2 separate regions of the Homo sapiens genome follow, and region 1 is linked to region 2. A link is a contact called in ENCODE Hi-C or POLR2A ChIA-PET data. All regions are on one chromosome and are shown on one strand. Each heading gives the region's core, a stretch centred on a gene start or an enhancer-like site at or near the end of the contact. The rest is flanking DNA. Distances are from core to core; before and after follow the strand shown.

Region 1 (5,291 bases), core at 302-2,801, 3.5 Mb before region 2:
CTCTGACCCACAATCTACAGCAACCTGCTGGGGAAACCAACCCCCTTATCTATAATAAACAGCACAGGAAGCAAGCTTGCTACAAGTCAGACTTGTATAAAGTCAAACTGCTATCTCTAATGATGATCCTGGAGGCCAAACAACAACCCCTGTAGCAATGGGCCCAAATGCCTTAACTAGTATCCTACAGCTTCCTTAACAGCTTCCAACATAGGTCCAACCAAAGAAAGCCAAACACCCACCCCTAAACCAATCACATACCGCATCCTACTACTAGTTAGCCCAGGTACAGCTTCTCCATGCCAACAGCCTCCAATCAAAGAATACCTTGACGGCTTCCCTTTTTTATAAAGCTTTCCTACTCCTCTGCCTGCCTTTGAGTCCTGTCAAATGCAAGTGATGATGGCTGACTCCCTTGCTATAGTAAGCTCTGAATAAATAGCCTATGCTTTTCTCATTTGGTTATTTATTTCCACATATTGGATCTAGTAATTCATGAAATTCCATGAAGAACTAATTTCCAAAACTTTTTTTTTTTTAGACACGGTCTTTCTCTGTTGCCCAGACTGGAGTGCAGTGGCACTATCATGGCTCACAACAGCCTGGACCTCCCAAGCTCGAGAGATTGATTGCCCCCTCCCCCCACTCCCCGCCCCCAACCCTTCAGCCTCTAGGGTAGCTGGGACTACAGGCGCACGCAACTACATCTGGCTAGTTGTGTGTGGGTGCGTGTGTGTAGACAGAGATCTCACAATGTTGCCCCAACCGGTCTCGAACTCCTGGCCTCAAGCGATCCTCCTGCCTTGGCCTCCCAAAGTGCTGACGTTACAAGCATGAGCCACCGCACCTGCCTACAAACGTTTTTAAAAGATACTGGTGTCGGCCAGGCGTGGTGGCTCACACCTGTAATCCCAGCACTTTGGGAGGCTGAGGCGGGCGGATCACGAGGTCGGGAGATCGAGACCATCCTGGCTAACACGATGAAACCCCGTCTCTACTAAAAATAAAAAAATAAAAAAATAAAAAAAAATTAGCCGGGCGTGGTGGCTGGCGCCTGTAGTCCCAGCTACTAGGGAGGCTGAGGCAGGAGAATGGCGTGAACCCGGGAGGCGGAGCTTGCAGTGAGCCGAGATCGCGCCACTGCACTCCAGCCTGGGCAACAGAGCGAGACTCTGTCTCAAAAAAAAAAAAAAAAAGATACTGGTGTTATTTCTAAAACATCCAAAAAGTTCACGTGGAGCATCCTTTTTACTTCATCTTAATAACCTAAATCAATATGCTATAGGTCTCACATTTCCGGAGAAGATCCTCTTCCTGGAATGGACGCGGCCTTCTGCCCACAAGAGCGGTGGCCCTAGTGCCCGAACGCGTGGGCAGATCGCAAACTGCTGCGTCTCCCGCAGCCCCCGCGCGCACCAAGTGGGAACTACAATTCCCGGCGGCCCCGGCGGACTGCGGGCCGCCGGGTCAGACAGCCGACCTCGGCCATAAGCGCCTGCGCAGTCGCGGGGCCGCCGGCCGTGCTGTTCCCGCCAATTCCTGTGGTAATCCTTACCGTGGCGAGTTCCGCGCTCAATGGAGACGTTTGACCCCACCGAGCTGCCCGAGCTGCTTAAACTTTATTACCGGAGGCTCTTTCCCTACTCTCAGTACTATCGCTGGCTCAACTACGGTGGAGGTGATGGAGGCGAGGAATGGGTTCGGGAGCGGAGTGTGAGGAGGTTGGAGGCGGGGTGTCCTTAGAATGACAATATGAAGCGCCTTCTGTGCACCAGGCTTTGTGCCGCGCGCCTTCATTTGCTCTCTCGAGCCCGCCCCACCACTTCATAGGTGTAAATGGGCCGAGAGAGGATATAATAAGCCAGCCTGCGGCCACGCTGTAAAAAAAAAAAAAAAAAAAAAAAAAACAGAGCCGCCGCTCCTACCTCTGCGTGGTCAGGCTCACATTAGGTGCCCCGTTTACCTGCAGCGGTGCCCAGGGGGTTACTGGGGCGTAGCGTGAAGCTGCTGAGGCATGGTTTGCATCAGGAGCGGAAGAGCCTCTCTCAGAGGAAGAGAAATACTTTCTTCCTTGCAGCTGAATTTATTAGTGCGAATCGAGGAGAGAGGGGTGGCATTACATATTTAAAATATTTATGCATCTGTTTCATCTTTTGTACCGTTCCCTAGCAAATACGGAATGGTAACTGCTTTCAAATTAGGGACTAGGTCATGTGGATTTTGTTTTGTTTTTCTTTTACATCTACCACGGTGTTGAGCATAGGGGGCTCATTAAAAACATCTTCTCGGGCCGAGTGCCGTGGCTTACGCCTATAATCCCAGCACTTTGGAAAGCCGAGGAGGACGGATTACCTGAGGTCAGGAATTCGAGACCAGCCTGGCCAACATGGTGAAACCCCGTTTCTACAAAAAATACAAAAATTATCTGGGCATGGTGGGTCGCATGCCTGTAGTCCCAGCTACAGCCTCGGGAGGCTGAGGTGGTAGGATCCCTTGAACCCGGGAGGCGGAGGTTGCAGTGAGCCTTTATCGAGCCACTGCACTCCAGTCTGGGCGACAGAGCAGGAAGCAAGCAAGATTCCCTCACCGAAAAAAAAAACTTCTCATTGGCTAAAATTATAATGCCCTGAGCCAAATAAAGTAGCAAATTAACTTTAAAATGTACATTTATTTTGCAGTGATAAAGAATTACTTTCAACACCGTGAATTTTCATTCACATTGAAAGATGATATTTACATTCGCTACCAATCCTTCAACAACCAGAGTGATCTGGAAAAGGAGATGCAGAAAATGAATCCATACAAGATTGATATAGGCGCAGTATATTCTCACAGAGTAAGAAATCTTTTTTTAATATATTTTGTTGTTTTATTTTGTAAACCAAGAATGGGTTGATTCCTCTTGCGTTTTGAGATTAAATTTTTAGAGTTTATTCTAGATGAAAAGCCACTTTTTAATTGTTTGGCAAGTGATTAATCCTTTTTTGTTCTTTGACGTTCTGCATTACTGATGAAATCATTTGGGAGTGAATTGGTTGCATTTTTACTAGGACAAAAAAAATTGAGTATCTAGCTACTAGGAAGAGGAAGTCGACATGATTTAGGAAAGGGAAATAATTAGCCGGGCGTGGTGGTACGCGCCTGTAATCCCAGCTACTGAGGAGGCTGAGGCAGGAGAATCGCTTGAACCCGGGAGGTGGAGGTTGCAGTGAGCCAAGATCGCGCCATTGCACTCCAGTCTGGGCGACAGAGCGAGACTTGGCCTCAAAAAAAAAAAAAAAGAGGGAAATAAAAGAGAATTACATTCTCTTCCACCATGGAAGTTATTCTTTTTTTCTTTTAATTGTTTATTTTTATTGAGGTCAAATATACATATAAAACTTATTATCTTTACCACGTTTAAGTGTACAGTTCAGTCATAATAAACATTTATATTCTTTTTCCTTCATACCCCTGGAGTTATTCTTGATTCCTCTCTTTCTCACATTCCCATACCCATTCTATTAGGAAATCCCTTTGGCTCTACCATAAGTGTATCTAAAATCCAGCCACTACTACCAGTGCTACCAACATTATCATCTCATCTGAATTACTGTAAAAACCTCCTAACAGTTTGCCTTTGTAGAATCTAGAGTCCATTGTCAATACAGAAGCTAGAGTAATCCTTTTAAAACAACTCAGAATCTGTGATTCCTCTGCTGAAAACATTCTCTGGTGGCTGCTCATTTCACTGACTAAAAGTCCTTCTCTCCCCCTCATTCATTCCTGCCACACTGACCCTTGCTCAAGCTGTTTCCACTGCCTAAAACCCATTTCTATACTTGGTTCATCCCCTCACCTCCTTCAAATCTTTGCTCAAATAGCACCTTCTCAGTGAGGTCTACTAAAACCTGCCACTCCTCCCACCCCCTGCCACTGGTATATTCTAAGTACCCTAGAAGAGTGCCTGGCAAGAGACAGTACACTATAAATATTTGTTGAGTGAATGAACAAACCAAAATTGCCCTTCTTCCCCTTCTCAAATATATACACTGGTGGGTGGAGGGAATACATACATAGCATAATAGCTTTTATGTGGAGTTTTTCATGTTATATAACTTGTTACTTGTATCAATCCTCATTCTTTTTACAAAGGAGGAAACAGGCCCAGAGAACTTGAATAGTTTGCACAAGCTCACACACAATTTCTAAATGATAGAGCTGGCACTTAAACCCAGGGTTTCTGACTCTAAATCCCAGACCCGTCTCTCATCATCAAAGTAAGGGGAGAAGAGGTAATAAAAGGCAGGCAGAAAAAAATACTTTGGAGTTGTTTTACTTCCCCTTTATAGGTTGAGAATAAAACTGAAAATGAACTTCTAAGAAGGGTTAGGGTGCCACTCTCTACTTCCTTCTCCTTAATTTCTAAAGGGAGAAAACGTCTCATTTTTTTCTTGGGCCAAGACAGAAGCATCTATAGACCTTTATTTACTTTTTGTGTTTTGTTTTGTGATTTTTGTCAGTTATGTATGCACATGGTTTACAAAATCAAGTACTTCTATTCGGCTTTTAAAAAATCTGCTACCAGGCTGGGCCGGTGGTTCACACCTGTAACTCTAGCACTTTGAGAGGCTGAGGCGAGCAGATAACTTGAGGTCAGGAGTTCAAGACCAGCCTGGCCAACATGGTAAAACTCTGTCTCTACCAAAAAATACAAAAACAGCCGGGCACGGTGGCACATGCCTACAGTCCCAGCTACTCAGGAGGCTGAGGCAGGAGAATTGCTTGAACCCGGTAGGTGGAGGTTGCAGTGGGTCAAGATCACGCCACTGCACTCCAGCCTGGGCGACAGAGTGAGACCCTGTCTAAAAAAAATTCTGCTACCCTTCCCCCTCATTTTTTGCTACCCAGAAGCAACTACTTTCTTTCTTTCTTTTGTTGAGACAAGTCTAGCTCTCTTGCCCAGGCTGGAGTGCAGTGGCTAGTCTCAGCTCACTGCAATTTCTGCCTCCCGGTTTCAAGTGATTCTCCCACCTCAGCTTCCCGGGTAGCTGGGATTATAGGCGCATACCACCACACTTGTCTAATTTTTGTGTTTTTTAGTAGAGACGGGGTTTTGCCATGTTGGCCAGGCTGGTCACGAACTCCTGACCTCAAGTGATCCACCCGCCTTGGCCTCCCAAAATGCTGGGATTACAAGCATGAGCTACCACACCCAGACCCAGAAGCAACCACTTTCTTTTAGCTAAAGCTTTTTTTTTTTTTTTTGAGACAGAGTCTCGCTCTGTCATCCAGGCTGGAGTGCAGTGGCA
Region 2 (4,969 bases), core at 677-3,176:
TGGCAGCTCCACTGGAAAGAGTGTGTTCATCGGAGAAGGGGTGAGTGTGTGGTGCCTCCAGACTTGATGCAGTTGTGTGTGCCCAGCATCTCCCTGGGCCTCTGCTCATGTACAGAATTCCAGTGTGTGCAACAAAGAGTCAGTGTGAGGAGTGAGGAGGGATTTTGTAGTGCTGCTGACGCTGTGGCTGGCGTTTGGTGAAGCCTGCTGGTGGCATGTCTGTAGTCCAACAGGGGTTATTTGAGTGGCATGTAGGTGAACAAGACAGCACAAAGTACCCTTTTTGGAAACTACAGCTGGGCTTCCCCAGACTTCATTTTCACCCCATGAATCTGTCCTAGGGACCTGGGGAAGTGGGAAGGAACCACCCTCCCCACATGAATGTACTTCTGGCAGAGAACCCTACAACTCAGCCTCTTGGGACTTGATTTTCTCAGGTTCTGGGAGAGGCAAGTAAAGGAGATGGAGTGGAGAGGGAGAGGAGAGAGAATGGTAGTGGGGATAATGCTAGAGCTAGTACCCAGTCCCCAGTGACGTCCCCCTTGCGCCCCTGTGCCATGGACACACTGAGATCAAGGTCAGGGTTCAAAGTGAGATTAAGGTAGGGAAGTGGTCAGGCCGGGCTCCATCTTCGAAGGCCATGCTGAAGGAGGGGGCTGAAAGGAGAAATCCAAGGGAGGAGCCAGAGCCAGGGCAGGTAGCTGGGGAGGGTGCGGCTAGCCTGGAAGGACAGGCCTGGGCAGGGAAGTGGCAGGAGGAGGGAGGAGGGGAAGGCTTGGGGGTGGGTTGCTATGCGGCTTTAATGGGGGTGGGGCATGCAGCACCTAGTGGTAGCAGAGAGGAAGACATAGGGGAGACGAAGAGATCCAGGAGTCTGGGAAACCTTCCAGAGTGGGAGAGTAGCAGAAGGATGAGAGAGTGTCCTCTCTCATTTCTCCGACCTGCTGTCCCTTTTTGGCTGGGAGCATCTAGTGGAGAGGGTTTAGAGGCTTAAATCTGATGCCAAAGGCATACTCACATTGAGTTTGTGCATCTCATCACCCTCTCCCTTATTCTATGGATGACACACACACATTCTCTCTCACACATAGACTAAGAGAGGTGGCCCTTGAAGAGGTCTGGCACTTCTCCCTGGGGCTGGCTCTTGGATCTTATTGCTGGGTCCCTGGCACCTTGGGGACATCCTTGTTGAGAAGTGAAGTCTTGCTCTACTTCCTGGGGCTGTCTCGGGGTCTGAAGGGGGGTGAGACAGGCATCTCAGAACTGTCTGGTGGTGGAGGGGAGGCTCAGGGAGCACGTGCTGCTGAGGCAAGCACAGGCCTGTGCTCATGGAAAGCAGAGGGGTGTGTGTACGTGTGTGTGCGTGCGTGTGTGTTCATGCATGTGCATGAAACCTCAGGTGTCTGTGTCCCTATGTATCTCTATGTTTGTGAATCTTAGTGTGTTCTAGATTTGCTTTCTATAGGGAACAGAGTGTGATGAAAGAGAAGGGAAGCCTTGCCGTCCTCCCACCCCTGAGCAGATAGCTGTGGTCCTGATGACCTAGCCCAATTTGTCCTCTGAACCTGGTGATGCTGCCCTGGCCATGGGGCCACTGTCCCTGGGGCAAGGAGCCCAGATTTCACCACACTAAGTCACCACACATGGAGAAACTGAGGACAGGTTGGCACAGAGAAAGTCTTGCTTAAAAGAAACTGAAAAAGAGAGACTCACAGACAAGACAAGGGACAGCTACCCAGGCCCAAAGGTGCAGACACAGAGAAGCCAGGCACTGGGAGAAGCAAGGAGAACAAGCAGGCGGGTAAGGGCAGTGAGGCCTCCTCCAGGAAAAAACCCCAGTCGACTGCCTCTTTTCCCCTCCCCTCCCCGGTCTCTCCTCCTCCGGCACAGGCTCCAGCTCCAGGCCGACACAAACGGGGCTTTGATTGCAACAGGAAACCTCTTGGGCGGGGGGGGGGCGGGGGGAGCCGGGCAAGCCGCCGCCGCCAGGGCCCAGGCTGCACCCCCCTCTCCTGGCCCCCTACCCGGTCCCAGCCCCCATCCTGCCCAACGCGCCTCACATCCCTGCTTTGGGCCCCACTCTCATTCACACCTCGCTATTCTTCTGCTCTTCTGCTGCCCCCTCCTCCAGAGACCCCCCTCCCATTGCCCTTCAGGTGGGACTCCTACCTCAGGACTTACCCTTCTGGCAGGGCCTGCTTTACTTTGAAATGCCCCCTTTTCAGCTTTTCGAGGGAAGGTTTTAGAAAAAAGGGAGAATTTAGCGTGAGGAATTCAGAGCCAGTTATCCTCAAGCCCCATCCAGAAGGTGGCAAGGAGGGAAAGGCAGGGTGCATGAGGAGTTAGCTGTCCCTGCCCTGCCTCGTCCTGGCCAAACTCATCCTTGCCAGGGTGGCAGGGACTCTAAGGGGTGACCCCGAAAGAATCTGAGTGCTAATGGCTTTGTTAGTTGGGAAGGGGTACTCTCCTCTTTGCCTCTAGGGCTATGCCTTTGTGGGGCTCTAGCTGGGAGGGGGGTATGCCCTGGTGGTGGGGATCATAGGGAAGGGGGTGAGTCAGGCAGCAGCCCCCCTTCATACTCCCACCAGGATGGTGGAGAACATCTGGTTCCCATGAAATGCTAGAAGGCTAATGGGTCTAATTGCTGCAATAAGGGCTGGGGAAACTTTGGGGAAAAGAGGGGGCACTAGATCCCCCACCCTCTTACCTTCTCCCCAAGGCTGTACTAAGTCTGTCTAGAATGGGGGGGTCAGGGTTGATGGGGAGGGCGGGCCTGACACCGTAATGCCTGGTCCTAAGGACCCCCTCCATGCAATGCCTGGGATGCACACACAGATGGGGTGATGAGTGGGGTGCATCTGGTGAAGAGAAACGGGGGCTATTGAGGACTCATGGCTTCCTGGAGCCCTCCCCCAACTCCTCCTGTGCCCTCCTCCCAACCCCCCTCCCTGTGGCCTGGCCACTTCTGGTTCTAATTACCAACCAGGCAGGCCTGACTTAATTGGGACCTTTCAGATTTCTGAGGGGGAAGGGGGGTACTGACAGCTTGAAGTTGACTAATCAAGGCTCTTTCCCTCTTGTTTTCGGGGTACTCCCTATTTTGCACTTAACTGTTTTTGTTGTTGTTTGCTGCTGGTCAGATTCTGATTCAGAAAGTTCTTTCTTTCTCTCTCTCTCTCTCTCTTTCTTTCTCCTCCTTTCTCTTTCTTCCTTTTTCTTTCTTCTTTCTTTCTCTTTCTTTTCTTTCTCTCTCTTTCTTTCTTTTTTTTGTGGGGTTCGGGTGACTGGATTCAGAAATGGGTATTTGGGGTTGGGGGAGGAGAAGGGAGTTTACACTGGGTTGGAAAGAGCAGTGCATTCCCTCTCCATCCCTGCTTCAAGCCCCCTAGTCAGCCTTGCCACCCCGAGGTTTCCTCGCCATCCACAAGTCAGGCCTTTTCCCAGCCCCGGCAGCCCCCCGCCCCTCCCCCGCGCCCGCCATCCCTCGCCTACTCTGGCACCCCTTCCTGCCCTTTATTCTTCCAACAGGCGCCCCACTCCTGCAGCACCCCAGTGCGCCCCCCACCCGGTACAACAGATTCTTAGAAAAGCGCGCCCCGCCCTGGCCCAGCCACAGCCGCCTGGCGGGGGAAGGGCCGGGCCGGGCGCCGCTCCCGCTCCGCGGCGCTGCCCGTGTGAGCGGCGCTGACAGAGCCGGCTGGGCAGGCAGGCCGGGCGGCCCGGCGGCTGAGGGCGGGGCGCGGGGGAGGGGGGGATTTCCGGGAGTCGCCGCTGCTGGCGCTGTCCGGGGCCAGGGTCCCCCCATTCGGCCCTGCCGGGCCAGGGCAAACTTCTGACGTGGCCAGCCCCCCGCCCACCTCACCCCCTTCTCCGCCGGGCGAGGGCGCTCAGTGCCGGAAGGGGCAACCCAGGGAACAGTGTTGCGGCCTTGGAGAGCTGAGGGGCACTAACCGAAGGGAGGGCAGTTATGCCTAGGCTAGAGGGTATTTAAAGACCCTGAGAACAGTCAGTGACCAGAAGCGCCCCTATTGCCGAGGGAGCCCTTGGCAGTGAGAAACTGGAGGAGGGGAGTTGGCCATCAGGGGCAGATTCATCGAGGCGCAGTTGGCACGGCAGGCACAGCTTATGGGGTAGTTTTGTGCTCTAAAAGTGAAGTTATGTTCGAAGAAGGAGCATCGAGAGAGACGGTCGAGGCGCTTAGGGGGCGTCAGTTGCGGGATAAGGCTTCGGGGACTCGGAGGGAGGCGGCCCGGGCCGCGGCGGAGGGCGGACTGCTCGGGCTAGGAGGGGTAGACTCTGGCTGCGCTGGAGGGGGCGGGGGGACTCCGCGGCAGCGCTGAAGACGGCCTGGGCGGGGTGGGGCGGGGCCGGGTCAGGAGGAGGTGAGCGCGCTCGGCCACCCGCCCCGAGGGGGGTTCCCAGAGAGTTCACGGCGGGAGCGCGCTCCGGCCCTAGGACCGCGGGTGGGGAGACGGGAAGGAAGGAGGAGGCAGCGCGCGCCGAGCCGCAGGAATGCACTTTTCGGCCCTGAAGCGGGCGCGCGGAGGGCGAGGGCGGAGCCAGGCCTGGGAATGAGAGGGGTGGAGGTAGTGCAGGTCCCGAGCCTCAGGAGAGCAGCTGCGCGCGGGGACCTCCACGTTCCCCTCTCCCCAGTCATCCTTAACACCCCTGTATTGACTAGTGTGAAAAAGGGAGAGTTTGGGGAGAGGGAAAACTCTGAAAGGAAATGCTTATGCTTGGTTCCTCCTCTCCTTCTTCCAACCCCGACCTGGGCACGCGCCTCAGTGCAAATGCATGCAAAGCCTATGAGCTGTGGAGAGTATGCCTGCAAGCATTCTCCCGAGCAAGGTGTGTTTGCACAAACGTGTGTGCACCTATGATTTTATATGCGTGCTCACATGTATGTTCACTCTTGCATATTTGCAAATTCTTGGTGCCTGATAAGATAAATGCATGCACGGATGTGTGT

The links. A loop is a pair of places that touch in the nucleus more often than their neighbours do. ChIA-PET counts read pairs that join two places held with the same protein, here RNA polymerase II (POLR2A).
Region 1: a loop to region 2 is called in a map with no recorded cell type, with 9 times the contacts of the local background. The contact joins the promoter of PRIM1 here to the enhancer-like site in region 2. A Hi-C loop is called at or near these places in 1 of 37 single-sample maps with no recorded cell type. POLR2A ChIA-PET finds 5 or more read pairs at or near these places in 1 of 52 experiments (B cell).

The regions. Positions count from the first base shown.
Region 1 is chr12:56,748,583-56,753,873 of GRCh38, reverse strand. PRIM1 (DNA primase subunit 1) reads left to right here and starts at 1,551. Exons shown (of 13, transcript NM_000946.3): 1 at 1,551-1,678; 2 at 2,679-2,836. The coding sequence starts at 1,576. RefSeq lists a silencer at 1,615-1,909.
Region 2 is chr12:53,220,513-53,225,481 of GRCh38, reverse strand. The region is part of intron 3 of RARG (retinoic acid receptor gamma); the gene reads left to right. Among named protein-coding and RNA genes, the nearest start is that of RARG, 9.2 kb to the left of the region's middle. RefSeq lists silencers at 3,549-3,898, 4,459-4,508. Within about 2 kb of position 1,926, at least 21 of the 41 ENCODE cell types and tissues checked have a DNase peak (open chromatin) inside an H3K27ac peak, as active enhancers do.